Regions from separate parts of the Homo sapiens genome. Here region 1 is linked to region 2. A link is a contact called in ENCODE Hi-C or POLR2A ChIA-PET data. All regions are on one chromosome and are shown on one strand. Each heading gives the region's core, a stretch centred on a gene start or an enhancer-like site at or near the end of the contact. The rest is flanking DNA. Distances are from core to core; before and after follow the strand shown. Region 1 overlaps THAP4 (THAP domain containing 4). Region 2 holds the start of SNED1-AS1 (SNED1 antisense RNA 1).

The links. A loop is a pair of places that touch in the nucleus more often than their neighbours do. ChIA-PET counts read pairs that join two places held with the same protein, here RNA polymerase II (POLR2A). Pooled maps may share reads with other maps.
Region 1: a pooled map shows a loop between it and region 2 (3-fold over the local background). The contact joins the enhancer-like site here to the promoter of SNED1-AS1 in region 2. A Hi-C loop is called at or near these places in 3 of 37 single-sample maps with no recorded cell type and 8 of 50 pooled maps. POLR2A ChIA-PET finds 5 or more read pairs at or near these places in 1 of 52 experiments (naive thymus-derived CD4-positive, alpha-beta T cell).

Annotation. Positions count from the first base shown.
Region 1 is chr2:241,607,834-241,615,107 of GRCh38, reverse strand. All of the region lies in intron 2 of THAP4 (THAP domain containing 4), which reads left to right. Among named protein-coding and RNA genes, the nearest start is that of THAP4, 26 kb to the left of the region's middle. RefSeq lists enhancers at 3,829-4,349, 4,566-5,066, 5,067-5,568, 6,475-6,644 and a silencer at 4,547-5,116. Within about 2 kb of position 4,772, at least 21 of the 41 ENCODE cell types and tissues checked have a DNase peak (open chromatin) inside an H3K27ac peak, as active enhancers do.
Region 2 is chr2:241,059,184-241,065,793 of GRCh38, reverse strand. SNED1-AS1 (SNED1 antisense RNA 1) reads left to right here and starts at 1,676. Exons shown (of 3, transcript NR_187212.1): 1 at 1,676-1,714. It overlaps SNED1 (sushi, nidogen and EGF like domains 1), which reads right to left. Exons shown (of 32, transcript NM_001080437.3): 17 at 2,890-3,003; 18 at 2,094-2,207; 19 at 1,669-1,782; 20 at 837-950; 21 at 199-495. It also overlaps a transcript of MTERF4 not described here. RefSeq lists a silencer at 1,568-1,727.

The DNA of each region.
Region 1 (7,274 bases), core at 3,523-6,022, 550 kb before region 2:
TGGCTTCTTTCTTTTCGCGCAGTGTTTTCAAGGGACACCTGATTGATTTTCATTTCTAGTCTCACTGCATTGTGATCAGACAGTAGACTTCTTTCTGCTTTCTGGAACTTACAGGCTTTCTTTGACCATTTAGAAGGCCAGTTTGCATGACTGTTCCAGAGGAACTTGAAGAAGGCATTCCTTAGTTTTGTTTTTGTTTTTGTTTTTGTTTTTGTTTTGAGATGGAGTTTCGCTCTTGTCACCCAGGCTGGAGTGCAATGGTGCAATCTCGGCTCACCGCAACCTCTGCCTCCCAGTTTCAAGCGATTCTCCTGCCTCAGCCTCCCGAGTAGCTGAGATTACAGGCATGCACCACCACACCCGGCTAATTTTTTGTGTGTTTTTAGTAGAGACGGGGTTTCATCATGTTGGTCAGGCTGGTCTCGAACTCCTGACCTCAGGTGATCCACCCACTTCAGCCTCCCAAAGTGCTGGGATTACAGTCGTGAGCCACTGCGCCCGGCGGTATTCCCTAGTTTTAAGCTACAGAGTTCAATATGTATCAGTCAGAACTACCTTATTAATTATATTATTTGGGAATTTTGTTTTATTTGTATTCATTCAGACTTAGAGGTGAATTGCAATTTCATTTAGTTTCTTTCTCTCGACATCTTCGTGTGTCATCAGTAATTTCTGCTTTATAGATGTTGCTGTGCTTGGTGCATGAGTATCCCTCACGGTTACGTCTTCATTGTGCATTCTGCCCTTCATTCGGGAGAGCCATTCTTTGTCTAGTTCCATGCATTTTACGTGATGCTAAGATTGGGAAGCCTGCTTCCTTATTGCTTATTGCCCAGCTTTCTGGACTCTCTCTCTGAATTGCTTTATTTTAGGTGCATCTCTCATTTACAGCAAAAGAGGTGAGGGTCTTGCTTTGTGGTCCAATCTGAAAAGCCTTTTTTTTTTTTTTTCTCAAGGCAGGGTGTCTCTCCAGTTGCCCAGACTGGAGTGCAGTGGCGCGATCTTGGCTCACTGCAGCCTCAACCTCCTGGGCGCAAGTGATTCTCCCCACCTACCCTCCCAAGTAGCGGGGGCTACAGACACGCACCACCATGCCTGGCTAATTTTTTTGTATTTCTGGTAGAGATGGGGTTTCACTATGTTGCCCAGGCTGGTCTCGAATTTCTGGACTCAAGCAATCCACCCACCTCGGTCTCTCAAAGTTATGGGATTATAGGTATGAGCCATCATGCCCGGCCTTGAAAAGCTTTTTCATATGTAAGTTCAAGCATTTTTAGTCTTGGTTCTGTCATCTTATTTTATATTATGCTTGTTGTGTTTTACTTTTTTTTGTTTTGTTTTTGTTTTGTTTCTGAGACAGGGTCTCGCTCTGTCACCCAGGTTGGAGTGTAGTGATGTGCTCTCGGCTCATTGCGATCTCTGCCTCCCAGGCCCAAGCGATCCTCCCACCTCAGCCTCCTGAGTAGCTGGGACGACAGGCACGTGCCACCACGCCCAGCCAATTTTTTGTAGTTCTGGTAGAGACAGTGTTTTGCTATGTTGCCTGGGCTGGTCTCAAACTCCTGAGCTCAGGCAATCCACCCTCCTCGGCCTCCCAAAGGGCTGGGATTACAGATATGAGCCACTGCAACCGGCCCAGTTTTTAAAATGAAATCTTCCACTGCTACTTCATTTGTAAGCCTCTGTGGTGTCAGCTCTCAGGGACAAGACCAGTGGGGAGTTCTGCCCCTTCAAGGGTCCTATGAGTTGAGTGTCATGCCTGTACGACCAGGCATCTACCACCTATAACCAGTTTTTTTTTGTTGTTTCTATAACCGCTTTTTTTTTTTTTTTGGCTTAGTACATTCAGTGTTTACGGAGGTTTCTTTCCGCATCATTTCCCTATTGTCTCCTGATGACATCCAGCTGCTGGTAATGTCCTCAGGGAGAAGACATAGAAACAAAGCTCCTTGGGTGCCAAGGGTTGAAAACTCCATTCCTGCACTGTCGAAAAGGTCTAGAGAGTGAGTCTCTTATGTAGTTTAATATTTTCTAATAGCTACATTAAAAAGGTAAAAAGAAACAAGTGAAATCGATTTTAATAATATATTTTATTTAACCCGATATTATCTAAAAATTATTTCAACAGGCAACCACCCATACTATAAGATTATTGAATTATTTGAAGACTTTTTGGACTGAGTTTTCGGAATCTAGTTTGTAGCTCGCACTCACTGCACGTGTCAGTGAGCCAGCTCACGCGCCTGCAATCTGGAAGGATCGCTGTGGCCAGCCGTAGCATCCTTGCCACTCACCTTCCCTCCTCATGCGCCTTCTACGTGTGACTCTAGCGTCTTCTGCCACAGAACGCAGCTGTGGAGAAACACTGACCCACGTTCTGTCTCTGTAGATGTGTGTGTTCTGCACCTTTCACAGAAATGGAATTGCAGAATATGTGCTCTTTTGAGCCTGATTGCTTTCATATGGTGTGTTGTCAAGGGCCATTTGAATTGCAGCTTATATTAGTGCTTCATTTTTATGGCCAAATAACATTCCATTGTCTGGATATACTGCAGTTTGTTTACTCATTGGTTGACGGACATCTGTGTTGTTTCCACTTTGGGGCTGTTGGGAATGGTGCTGCTGTAAACATTCATGGGCAGCGTCCTGTGGGGACAGGTGTGTCATTTCTGCTGGGAGTGCATGTCTCCAGGAGTGGCAGTCCTGGGCCACTGCTCCACACTTAACCTCTCAGGCACATGCCAGATGGTCTTCACTAGGCTGTGCCAGTTCACGTCCCCATCAGCAGTGTGCCAGGCGTTCCCGTCCTTCTAACTTTGTTTCCATTTCTCTATCTTTTGTCTTTTTTTTTAACTCATTTCTGTCCTCTGTGTTCCGCTGTGTTTCCCGGTGTTTGTTTCTCCCTGTGCTGCTTCCAATCTCCACTTCATTTGGGTGGTGGCTTGATTTTTTTTCTTTTACTTTCTCGACTTCTGCCAGGTCATGTTTCACCTTCTCCTCTTTCCTTGCCGTTTCTCTCCTGAGTTCTTACATGTTTAGTTAGTGGTCTTTCTTCATGGAGCAGCTTCATTCAACTACTCGGGAGGCTGAGGCGGGAGAATCACTTGAGCCCCAGTGGTCTAGGCCGCAGTGAACCGTATTCATGCCACTGCACTCCAGCCTGGGTGACTGAGCAAGACCCTTTCTCTTAGTTTCACCTTTGCCCCATCAACATTTTGCAGTTTGTATGTTTTGCTGCTCTTGTTCACACTTGGTGTCTTGTCACCTTTTGTCCATCTCTGAACTCAGGCAGTGTCTTAGAGTCCATTAGTCCATTGCTGGAGAAGCAGAAGGTCTTCAGGAGCAGCATGCCTTTCTTTCTTAATTTTTTTTTTTTTTTTTTTGGAGACAGAGTCTCACCCTGTCACCCAGGCTGGAGTGCAGTGGCACAATCTCGGCTCACTGCAACCTGTGCCTCCGGGGTTCATGCCATTCTCCTGCCTCAGCCTCCCTAGTAGCTGGTACTACAGGCACCCGCCACCACGCCCGGCTAGTTTTTTATATTTTTAGTAGAGATGGGATTTCACCATGTTGGCCAGGCTGGTCTCGAACTCCTGACCTCAGATGATCCACCCGCCTTGGCCTCCCAAAGTGCTGGGATTATAGGCGTGAGCCACTGCGTCCAGCCGGCAGCACCCCTTTCTTTCGGAGTGGCGCATTACTTCTCTATGGCGGGTGGTGGGTAACCCTGCATGGAGGCCAGCCTGGGCCTTCAGCACCTGGGCGAACACCTGGGGTGTCCTGGGCAGACGCGTGGGGTGCCCTGGGCCTGCTGTTTGCAGGAGCTCCCTGTGGCAGAGCGGGGGCCAGAAGAGCCTCCAGGCTTCCCAAGTCCAGGGCTCCCCACTCCGCCCCAGGCCTCTGAGCCAGGCCAGACCCTGAGGCTTCTCAGGGGCCACCCCCCCAGCTCCCAGAGGCCCCTCCTGTCCTCCAGCGAGGCACTGACCCACCACTTCTCACAGCATCCGTATGTGTGTTTTGGTGGCTGTGGGTTGTATCTGTGACCTATTTTCCCTCAAAATCAAGTTCAGGGAAAAGGTTTTTTCGTTATTTTTGTTTTTTTTAATTCTTGGGAGGGAAGGTGATAATATTGTTACTTACCTGAGAGTCCCCCTCGGAGACCCCCAGAAGCTGGTTTTAAGGGAAGAAAGAGTAAGATCCCTTTCTGTGTCTCTGTCTCTGGCCCCGTCTCTGGCCCCATCCCCGTGTCTCTCTGGCCCTGTCTCTCTGTCTCTGTGTCTCTGTCCCCGTCCCGTCTCTCGCTGTCCCTGGCTCTGTCCGTCTTTCTTCCCCATTTAAGGAGCGCCTCCTCTCCGGTCCCCTCTGAGGAGCGCTGGATGGAGGACAGGGCCTCCCGGAGAGGACTCCACGGTGGGTGGTGGGAGGGAAAGACCAGGGGGAGGCAGAGGCTGCCGGTGAGAGGCGTCTGCCAAGTAGATGAGGGGCCGGGAGAAGACCCCGTGGCTGGGGAAGCAGGAGTGGGGAGGGCGGGGCCTCCGGGCCGAGGGGCGCGGTCGCTGTGGTCTGTGGAGGGGCTGGCGAGGCTCCCGCCTCTGCTCTTGCTGGAGCTCTTGAGTGAGCCCTGTGACGCCTGCTAGGTGAGGTGGCAGCCAGTGAGCGCGCCCCACCGCCCAGCGCCGCCCAGCCTCCGCCCTGACTCCTCTGCCGCTCCCCAAACAGGGCGCGGTGGCGTGACCCTGGCGCTGGGGGGCGAGCGCGGCCCTCCCGGTCCCGCAGGCGCAAGAGAGGGCGGAGATGCGGCGCCTGAGGCGGGGCTGCGCTTCCGGGGCGGGGCCGGCGGAGGCTGGAGGGGGCCGCCCGGGAGCAGAGGCAGGACTTGCGGCGCGTGCCCCTCACCCTAGCCCGGGGCTGTCCTGCCTCGTGGGGAGTGTGAAGGCCATGCCCGGCGCCGCGGCCCTGGTGCCCCTGTTCCACTGGGACCCTGGGGGGCGCCGCCAGGCCCCTTGGCCTCTTCCTCGGGGCCCTCGGGACCCAGGGGCCGGTGGTGGCCGTGCCGGGGACTCGGGCGTGAGGGGTGGAGATCGCGGCCCCGGTGCAGCAGCTCAGAACCTGGACTCTGGATCGCTGCTCCCCAGCGCCCGGGGTGCCGCTTCCCACAGGGTTCAGCTCCCATGCAGGCTGCGCTCACCAGTGGAAGTGGGTCCACCCGGTCCCAGGAGAGCCAGAGCCCCGTGGCAGTCGCTGTGGGGTGTGCTCCGCACAGGCCAGAGAGCCGGCCCAAAAACCTGAGGTTTGCAAAGCCTCTTTCTTTCTTTTTTTTTTTTTGAGAAAACGTCTCTGTCGCCCAGGCTGGAGAGCAGTGACACGACCTCGGCTCACTGCAACCTCCGCCTCCCGGGTTCAAGCAATTCTTGTACCTCAGCCTCCCGAGTAACTGGGATTACAGGCGTGTGCCACCACGCCCGGCTAATTTTTGTATTTTTAATAGAGACAGCGTTTCACCACGTTGGCCACGCTGGTCTCAAACTCCTGACCTGAGGTGATCTGCCCGTCTCGGCATCCCAAAGTGCTGGGATTACAGGTTCAGTGAGCCATTGCGCCCGGCCCAAAGCCTCTTTCTTTTCAGTGCTGAGCTGGATAAAGTCTACCAAACTGAAAGGTCTCCAAGGCTATAGCTGGCTGTCTGAGAAATTATGGTGTTTGTTTAGCCCATCTTAGGACTTGGGCTATCCCAGGTGACTGAGTTTTGCTGTTTCACACCTCCCAAGGTTCTTCTCATTCTTCCTTTTCTCCATTAATGGTAACTTGTCTTCTCAATTGCTCAGGCCAGAAACCTCCGTTACCATCTTTTCTTACGTGTTTCACATCCAAACCATCAGCACATCCGGGTGGCTCTGCCTTCAAGATAGATCCAGAAGCTAGGTCCTTTCCACTGCCTCCACCACGGCCACCTGGCCCAGGCCACCCTCCTCTGCCACAAGGGTTTTTGCCATTGCCCTCCCTGGCTTCCTGTGGTTGCAGTCAGAGACCTCGTCCCTCCCACTCAGCCTTCTCGAGGGCTTCTGTCTGCTCAGAGTCAAGGTCACGGCCCTTCCGAGGGGTGAGGATCTCCTTCCCCTGGCCACACTGGCCTCCTGTTCCTCTCCAGCAAGACCAGGCCTACGTACCCAGGACCTCCGTCTCTGGCACTTCCACCTGGTCTGCTCTTCTCCAGGGTAGCTGCAGGGACCCTGATCCCCTGCCTGGTCTGTGCACACTTCTCAGGGAGGGTGTCCTTGTCCCTTTTGGGTAGGTTTTCACAGTGCCCCAACAGCCCTGTCTCCCTTTCTGCCTCATCTCCTAATGTACATTCAGTTCTGCATCATTCACTCATTTCTTGTGTATTGTCTGCCCTCGCTAGGATGTATGCTCCGTAGGGATGTATGACTGTTCCGTCAGCTTCTCCCTGGAAGAGTGTCCAGCACGTTGAATGATGAAAGAATTGATCAGCTATGATAGATCACAAGCCTCGTTCCAGAGGCCACACATTGGATTCAGAAGCTTCTATTCCTTATCTCCGTGAAAGATTGCAACGAAAATCTTGATTTAAAAATTCTCTTATTGTCTAATTAGGAAAGTTTTATTGAAGTCCAAATATTCCCATCCTCACCTTCCCACTTTTCACCGGGAGTCTGAGGAGGAAATACTGATATAAAAAATTTTTAAATCATCATTTAAGAAAAACAAAAAAGGAAATACTGAAAGACCACAGGCCAGTCTGGAAAAGGAGCGGACTCTCCCACTCTCCTGCTTCAGGTCACCTATGTTTGCCCTGTGCAGCCAGCAGGCAGAGTGCTCATTACCTGCTCTCCACCCTCGGTTCTCACTCTGGGCCCCAGGGCTCGGCCACTGGGCCAGGCCACATGTGCGGCCCTCCTTGGTTCCAAGCTGTTCTTGGACGTGGTCTCCTCCACCCCCAGAGCCTTTGCTTTCCTTTCCCCCGATCTTCTTTTCCCAGACTTCCTGGAATTTATAATCCAAAGGTTGTGTAATTTCAGAAGCTGCGATGGTTCCAAGAACTCCTGTCCCCGTCAGTCCGTCTTCTGCTTGCGCGGGCCTGGAGGAGACACTGGGGGTCAGTCCTGATCCCGTCCCCATCAGTCTGTCTTCTGCTTTTGCGGGCCTGGAGGAGACGCCGGGGGTCAGTCCTGATCCTGTCCCCGTCAGCTGTCTTCTGCTTGCGCGGGCCTGGAGGAGACACTGGGGGTCAGTCCAATCCTGTCCCCATCAGTCCG
Region 2 (6,610 bases), core at 427-2,926:
CTTGTGGACCCAAGGCCACTCCCACACAGCTCTGTCTCCAGCAGGGCGGTGCCTCCAACCCCCAGCTCAGCTGTCTGTCTTGCTGCTGCAAGAACTAGGAGGGTGGACGGCATGACAGCCGCCCTGCAGGTGCCGGGGCCAGCGCTGCCCTCGAGGGGCAGGGGCTGGGCAGGGACGGCCAGGCTCGGGGACACTCACGCGTGCGGGCCAGCAGCACGGCAGGCCTGCTGATGTCATTCTTGTTGTTACTGTTTCGCTTCACTGAGAAGACGGAGATGTTGTAGGCCCTGCCGGCCGCCAGGGCCTGGAGCTGGTGCGAGGAGCGGGTCCTGTCCACAAAGTCTGTGCGGCGGTAGGAGCCGTCGGAGGAGACGTAGGTGACCGCGTAGCCATCAAGCATCTGCCTGGCGGCTGGACCATTGGGCGGGTTCCAGGAGATAGAGACCCCACTCTCCTCCACTCTCTCCATCTTGAGGGCCGTCGGTGGGAAGAGCTCTTCAGGGTTTGGGTCAAAACAAGGGGAGGGGACTGGTCAGCCGTTAGCTATGCATGCCTGGCTCCCGTCGGCGGCTCAGCCGGGTCTGGCTCTTGGGCCTGACACAGCCATCGCTGGCAGAGTCCTTCTTTGTCCCTGGCCACGTACCTCCAGGAGGGTCACACTTTTGAATGTGTGACCGTGTTTCAAGCCCACCGGGGGATTTTATCCCCTCCCTGTTCCTCAGGGAAGGGGCCTGGGCAAGCAGCGGCCAGACGCTCTGCCCTTGGAGACCGTTGGGCCCTCTAGGGAGAGGGGACCCCCTCGTGGCTCCCTCACTGGAGGCGCCCTCGCCACCCACCTTTGGCGCAGTCCTCGCCCGTGTAGCCCACTTTGCAGGTGCAGCTGTGGGAGCCGTTGCTGGCCAGGCAATAGCCACGGCCCCCACAGGGGCTGGAGAAGCAGGGGTCACTCACTGAGGGGAGAAAAAGTGGCAGTGTATGTTGGGGCGTGGCCAGGGGTCCCTGCTCCAGCCCCGCCCTTGCTCCTGGGGCACTGGGTCCCTCCTGCGTGGGTGTGGAGGGGCGGGGGGCACAGGACAGCTACTGCCTCCCTTCGGTTCTGCCACCTCCACTGCCCTGCGGGGCCCAACCCAGCAGCTCCTCCACCCTCCACAGCGGAGTGCCACCAGCCGGACTGGCTGAGGGGAGGAGACACTGGATCAGGACAGGACAGGCCACCACCCCAGTGACAGTCCTGCTTGAGGAGGGGAGGTCAGTGGTCAGGGAAGCCTCATCAGGAGGTATCCCACTGGGGGCTGATTAGGGAGAATGTTCCAGATGGAAGGACAGCCAGGGGCCAGACCTGGGTGTGCAAGAAACTTGGCCTGTCCAAGGGCAGCAGGGCCTATGTGTGGACGTGAGGCCCCACCCCTGGGTGTGTCCTCGGGTGAAGAGGGGTGTCTGGGGGGTGAGCGCAGGAGATGGGGAGGTTTAGAAGGCACCATTGTGGGACCAAGGGAGACAGGCGGAGGGCCACTGGCCTGAGAAGGGGACTTCCAAGGCGGCGGGCAGAGGGCGGGGAGCAGGCGGGCAGAGGGCGGGGAGCAGGCGGGCAGAGGGCGGGCAGCAGGCGGGCAGAGGGCGGGGAGCAGGCGGGCAGAGGGCGGGGAGCAGGCAGGCCTGCCGCCCTACCTGTCTCGCAGTGGTAGCCGAAGAAGCTCTCTGGGCAGACGCACAGGTAGGCCCCGCCGCCGCTCTCACACCGGCCTCCATGCTGGCAGGGGCTGGAGTCGCAGGCGTCCACCTCTGGAGAACACCCAGAGAGTGGGCCCAAGCTGCAAGGGGGGAGTCTGGGGGAGGGAGGAGAGGACAGCGGGAAGAAGGGAAAGGAGGAGTCTAGGGGCGGAGGCCAGGAGAGAGGGGCAGTGGGCAGGTCCCGCCCCTCAGCCCTCCCCAGCACCCTCACCTCCACCCCTCCCTCCCAAGGTGGCCGCAGCCCTGGGGGTCCCTCTCCCCAGGTGGCCTGCCCAGCAGGGAATGTGGGGATGCCCCACCTCCTCTCTGATCTTCCAGAGGCCCAGGCTCTGCATGTGGGGCCCACTGGAGGGAGCCCCTACCTGTCTCACAGTGGACTCCAACGAAGCCTGCAGGGCACCGGCAGACATAGGCCCCTGGGAGGTTCCTGCAGGACCCTCCATTTCTGCACGGGTGAGCTCGGCACTCATCCCTCTCTGCACAGAGAAGGGGTGTCAAGGGTGTTGCTGGCTCAAGTCTGAGGCGCCCACATGCCCCCAGGATTCCGTGCATTTCCTGGGGCTTCAGTTACCCCTTTCCCAGCTGGGAGCAACTACTCAGGACATGTGCTTTTTCTTCCATCAGCCCCAAACCCACCCCTCCTCGGGAGGCGTGCCACCTCCACTGCCTGCTGGCAAAGCCCCACCTCCAGGCCATGCCTTCCTCCAGGCCACTCCGCAATGGGAGGCTCCCCAGGGCCACGACTGGGCACGGCTCCCTGGGCCTTGCCCTCCCTGGAGCCTGCGTTTCTCAGGCTTAGAGCCCTAGCGAGGTACAAGAGTGTGCAGGGCTCATGGGGCAGGCCTCCCCTCCCTCCACTGGCTGGAAGCACCGACCAGGTGTCAGAGACTGTGACCTGCCCTCTCCGACGCCCACCTTCTCTGCGCCCTGAAGCCAGGCCAGCATTTCTCAGCTGGGCTCTCAGTCTCCCCTGGGGAGGTGCAGGAAGGGATATTTGTAAAATCTTTGTCTTGGATGTCAGAGCTGGCAGGGGCCCGAGAAAGCATGCAGTGGCCACCCTGGCCATCCAGACAGAGACCTGTCCGGGGGACCCAGTGCCTCAGGCACATGGCCAGTGTGCTGCAGCTGTCACCCCAGCGGGGCCAGGGCCCCTCTTACCCAGCTCACAGTGGGCGCCCTCATAGCCTGTGCTGCAGAGGCACAGGTACCCAGCAACGCGGTCCTGACAAGAGCCCCCATGCAGGCACGGCTGAGACCGGCACTCATCGATTTCTGAGAGGAGAGAGCCCAAGAATAAAGCAATGTGGCCACGATTAAGCCAAATTAAGATGCACATAAACTAGTCCTGAGGGGCCAGACAGAATTCGATGATACATCATCAGTGGTTGGAAAGGCCAGAGACCAGGGCTGGATATCCTTGGAGTCGGGGCAGGGCAGTGGGCCTGGGGCTCAGTGCCTGGCTGTGTCTGTGAAGCAGCAGGGCGGGCTTGAAACCACCCCAGGGCTCCCAGAAGACGCTGTGGGACTTAATTCCAGTGGTTCAGGCCGACAGGACAAAGGCCTCAGGGGTTTGACAGAAAATGTCTCATGTCCCATCTTGCCATTTCAATGTATAATAGTCACCTGTGAAACCAGTCCATCTGGGACAAATCTTGGTTTTAAATGATTCACCACAGCTTTCTTTTCAAGCGGGAGTTGTGCTCCTGAATTTAAATATTTATTTTTTTAAAGTTTAATTTCATGCTTAAAAAGTAAATAAATGGTAATGACTTAGTGACATCTGGGACTAGCAGCCACCCCGGCAGCCAGAATGCTGAATGGGCTCATCCGACCGTGTACCCTTCTCTTCCCTTGCGATAAGAATCTCTGGGTTTATAATTTCCTTGTCTTTAAAAACTAGGTTTTCTGGCAGTAAAATATGTAATTAAAATTAGCTTAAAAATTTTATAAATTGCCTAAACAATAGTGAATGTTTTTGTTGTTTATGAACTTTATTCATAGTACATCATGATATATATTGTCTTCTCTCAGCATTATATGAAGAAGAGAACTCCACACTGTAGGTCACTGTGGTTCATAGATTTTCACTGCTGAATAACATTACACAGTGTGGTTATATCATACTTCACCCATTCTCACTGGCTGGGTCTTTGGGTTGGTTCTAGACTTTTTCCTTTTTTTGTTTTCTTTTTTTCTTTTTTTTTTTTTGGGGGGATGGAGTTTCGCTCGTTGCCCAGGCTGGAGTGCAGTGGCATGATCTTGGCTCACCACAACCTCCGCCTCCCGAGTAGCTGGGACTAAAGGCGCCCACCACCATGCCCGACTAATTTTTGTATTTTTAGTAGAGATGGGGTTTCACTATGTTGGCCAGGCTGGTCTCGAACTCCTGACTTCGTGATCCGCCTGCCTCAGCCTCCCAAAGTGCTGGGATTACAGGCATGAGTCTACGCCCAGCCTAGACTTTTTGCTTTTACAAAAAATGTTGCTGTGTATATTCTTTCCCATCTCCTGGTGCAGACGTGAAGTTTTTCTTAGGTTTATACCCAGAAGTGCAATTGCTGGAACACAGTTGACGTAAATGAGCAACAGTGGGCAGATTGCTCAACAGGCAGAGTGCCACATTGTTTTCAAAGTGCTTCTAGCAATTTATACTCTTGCCAGCAATGCATAAGAAATCTTGTTGATCCACATTCTCACCGGTATAGGCTTTTCAGACTTCTGAAAATTTACCAGCTGAATGTACCTCATTGCACTTTTGATTTGCATTTCCCTGATTACTAATGAAATAGAATATTTCTTTTTATGTTTGTTGGCCTTTTGTATCTCTTCTTCCATGAAATGCCTATGCATGTTTTTTTTTCTATTTTCCTATTAGGTTGTTTTCTCATTGATTTATCAGAGTTCTTCATGTAGTCTTGAGACTATTTATCTCTTCTCCCAGTTTGTAGTTTAGATTTCACTTTCTTAAGGTTTATGGATTTAGGTTCTAATTTTCATATGGTCAAGTATGTTCATCATTTCTTTTTAAATTCTTTTTGTGGCTTAAGGAGTCTTTCACTACCCCAAAGTCAAAAATATATTTACCTATATTTTCCACACAAAATTATATAGTTTTTTTTGGTTGTTTTTTTTTGAGACAGGGTCTCACCCTGTCCCCCAAGCTGGAATGCAGCGGTGCAATCACAGTTCACTGCAGCTTTGAACTCCGGTTTCAAGTGATCTTCCCACCCTAGCCTCCTGAGTAGCTGGGACTACAGGTGCATGCCACTACGCCTGGTTAATTTTAGTTTATTTTTGTAGAGTTGGGGGTCTCTCTATGCTGCACAGGCTGGGCTCAAACAAAACTCCTGTCTTGGCCTCCCAAAGTGCTGGGATTATAGGCATGAGCCATGTGCCCGGCCCTGTATAGTTTTTTTTTAAAGAAACATTTAGGTCTTTAATCCACCTGGATTTAATTCCAGTGTATGAAAAATAGAGAACCAATATAATATTTTTCCAAGTACAAAACCATTGTATTCCAGCTCTCATGAATATTTTCTCATATGCTTTTGTATTTCTTTCTTTTAGAAGTTTATAGTTAGGGACGGGCATGGTGGCTCGCGCCTGTAATCCAGCACTTTGGGAGCCCAAGGCGGGTGGATCACCAGAGGTCAGGAGTTCAAGACCAGCCTGGCCAACATGGTGAAACCCCGTCTCTATTAGGAATACAAAAATTAGCTGGGTATGGTGGTGAGTGCCTGTAATCCCAGCTACTTGGGAGACTGAGGCAGGAGAATCGCTTGAACCAGGGAGGCGGAGGTTGCAGTGAGCCGAGATTGTGCCACTGCACTCCAGCCTGGGCAAGAGTGAGATTCTGTCTCAAAAAAAAAAAAAAAGTTTATAGTTTTAGCTTTTACATTTATGTTTATAGTTCCTTTTACGCATTTAAAAATTTATCATGTTTTTGATGCTATTAATGTAACACTTTCATTTCAAAGTGTTCACTGCTACAACAGGTTCTATATACTGACCCTGTATCCTGGGATCTAGTTGAATTCACTTGTTAGTTCTATAGCTTCTTTTGTAGAATTTCCTTAGGATTTTCTATGCATACAATCATGTGATCTCTAATTCTTTCTTCCTTTCCTTCCTTTTATTTCCTTTTCTTGTCATCTGGCACTGTCTAGGGCCTCCAGGAAAATGCTGGGAATACGTACTGAATGGACACCTTGCCTTGTACGGATTCCAGGTGGAGTCTTTCACCACTGAGTACACTGGTAGCTGAGGTTTTTAATGGATGTCCTTTATCAGGTTGAGGAAATTATCTTCTACTCTTAGTTGACTAAGAATTTTAAATACCAGTTGAATTTGTCAAATAATTTCCTGCATCTATTGAGATATATAGTTTTCTCTTTCATCTCCTAATATGATGAAGTACATTGATTGACATTAAAAGTTAGACCAACCTGTGTCCTTGAGAAAAATCCCACTTGGTCATGACTGTATCATTCTTTTATATAGTACTGAGCTTGACTTAGTAATATTTTGTTTGGATTGTTGTGTCTATGTTCTTGAGAGATACCAGTCTGTAACTTCAAATTTTGTAGTGTCTGTGTCTGGTTTTGGTATCAAGGTGAGTTGAGAAGTTATCAAATAAGTTGGGTATCAATTGAGTTTGGTATCAAATGAGAAGTGTTCTTCCCTCCTAGATTTTCTAAAAAATATGTAGCTCTTTCTAAAAGAGGTTGTACAAAGTTGGTATCATTCCTTTCTTAAACATTTGGTAGAATTCATCCGTGAAGCAATCTGACACAGCTGTTCTGAGGAAGGTTTTTAATTACAAATTAAGTGTAACAGATATAAGGCTGTATATGTTTTCTATTATTCTTGTGTCAGTTCT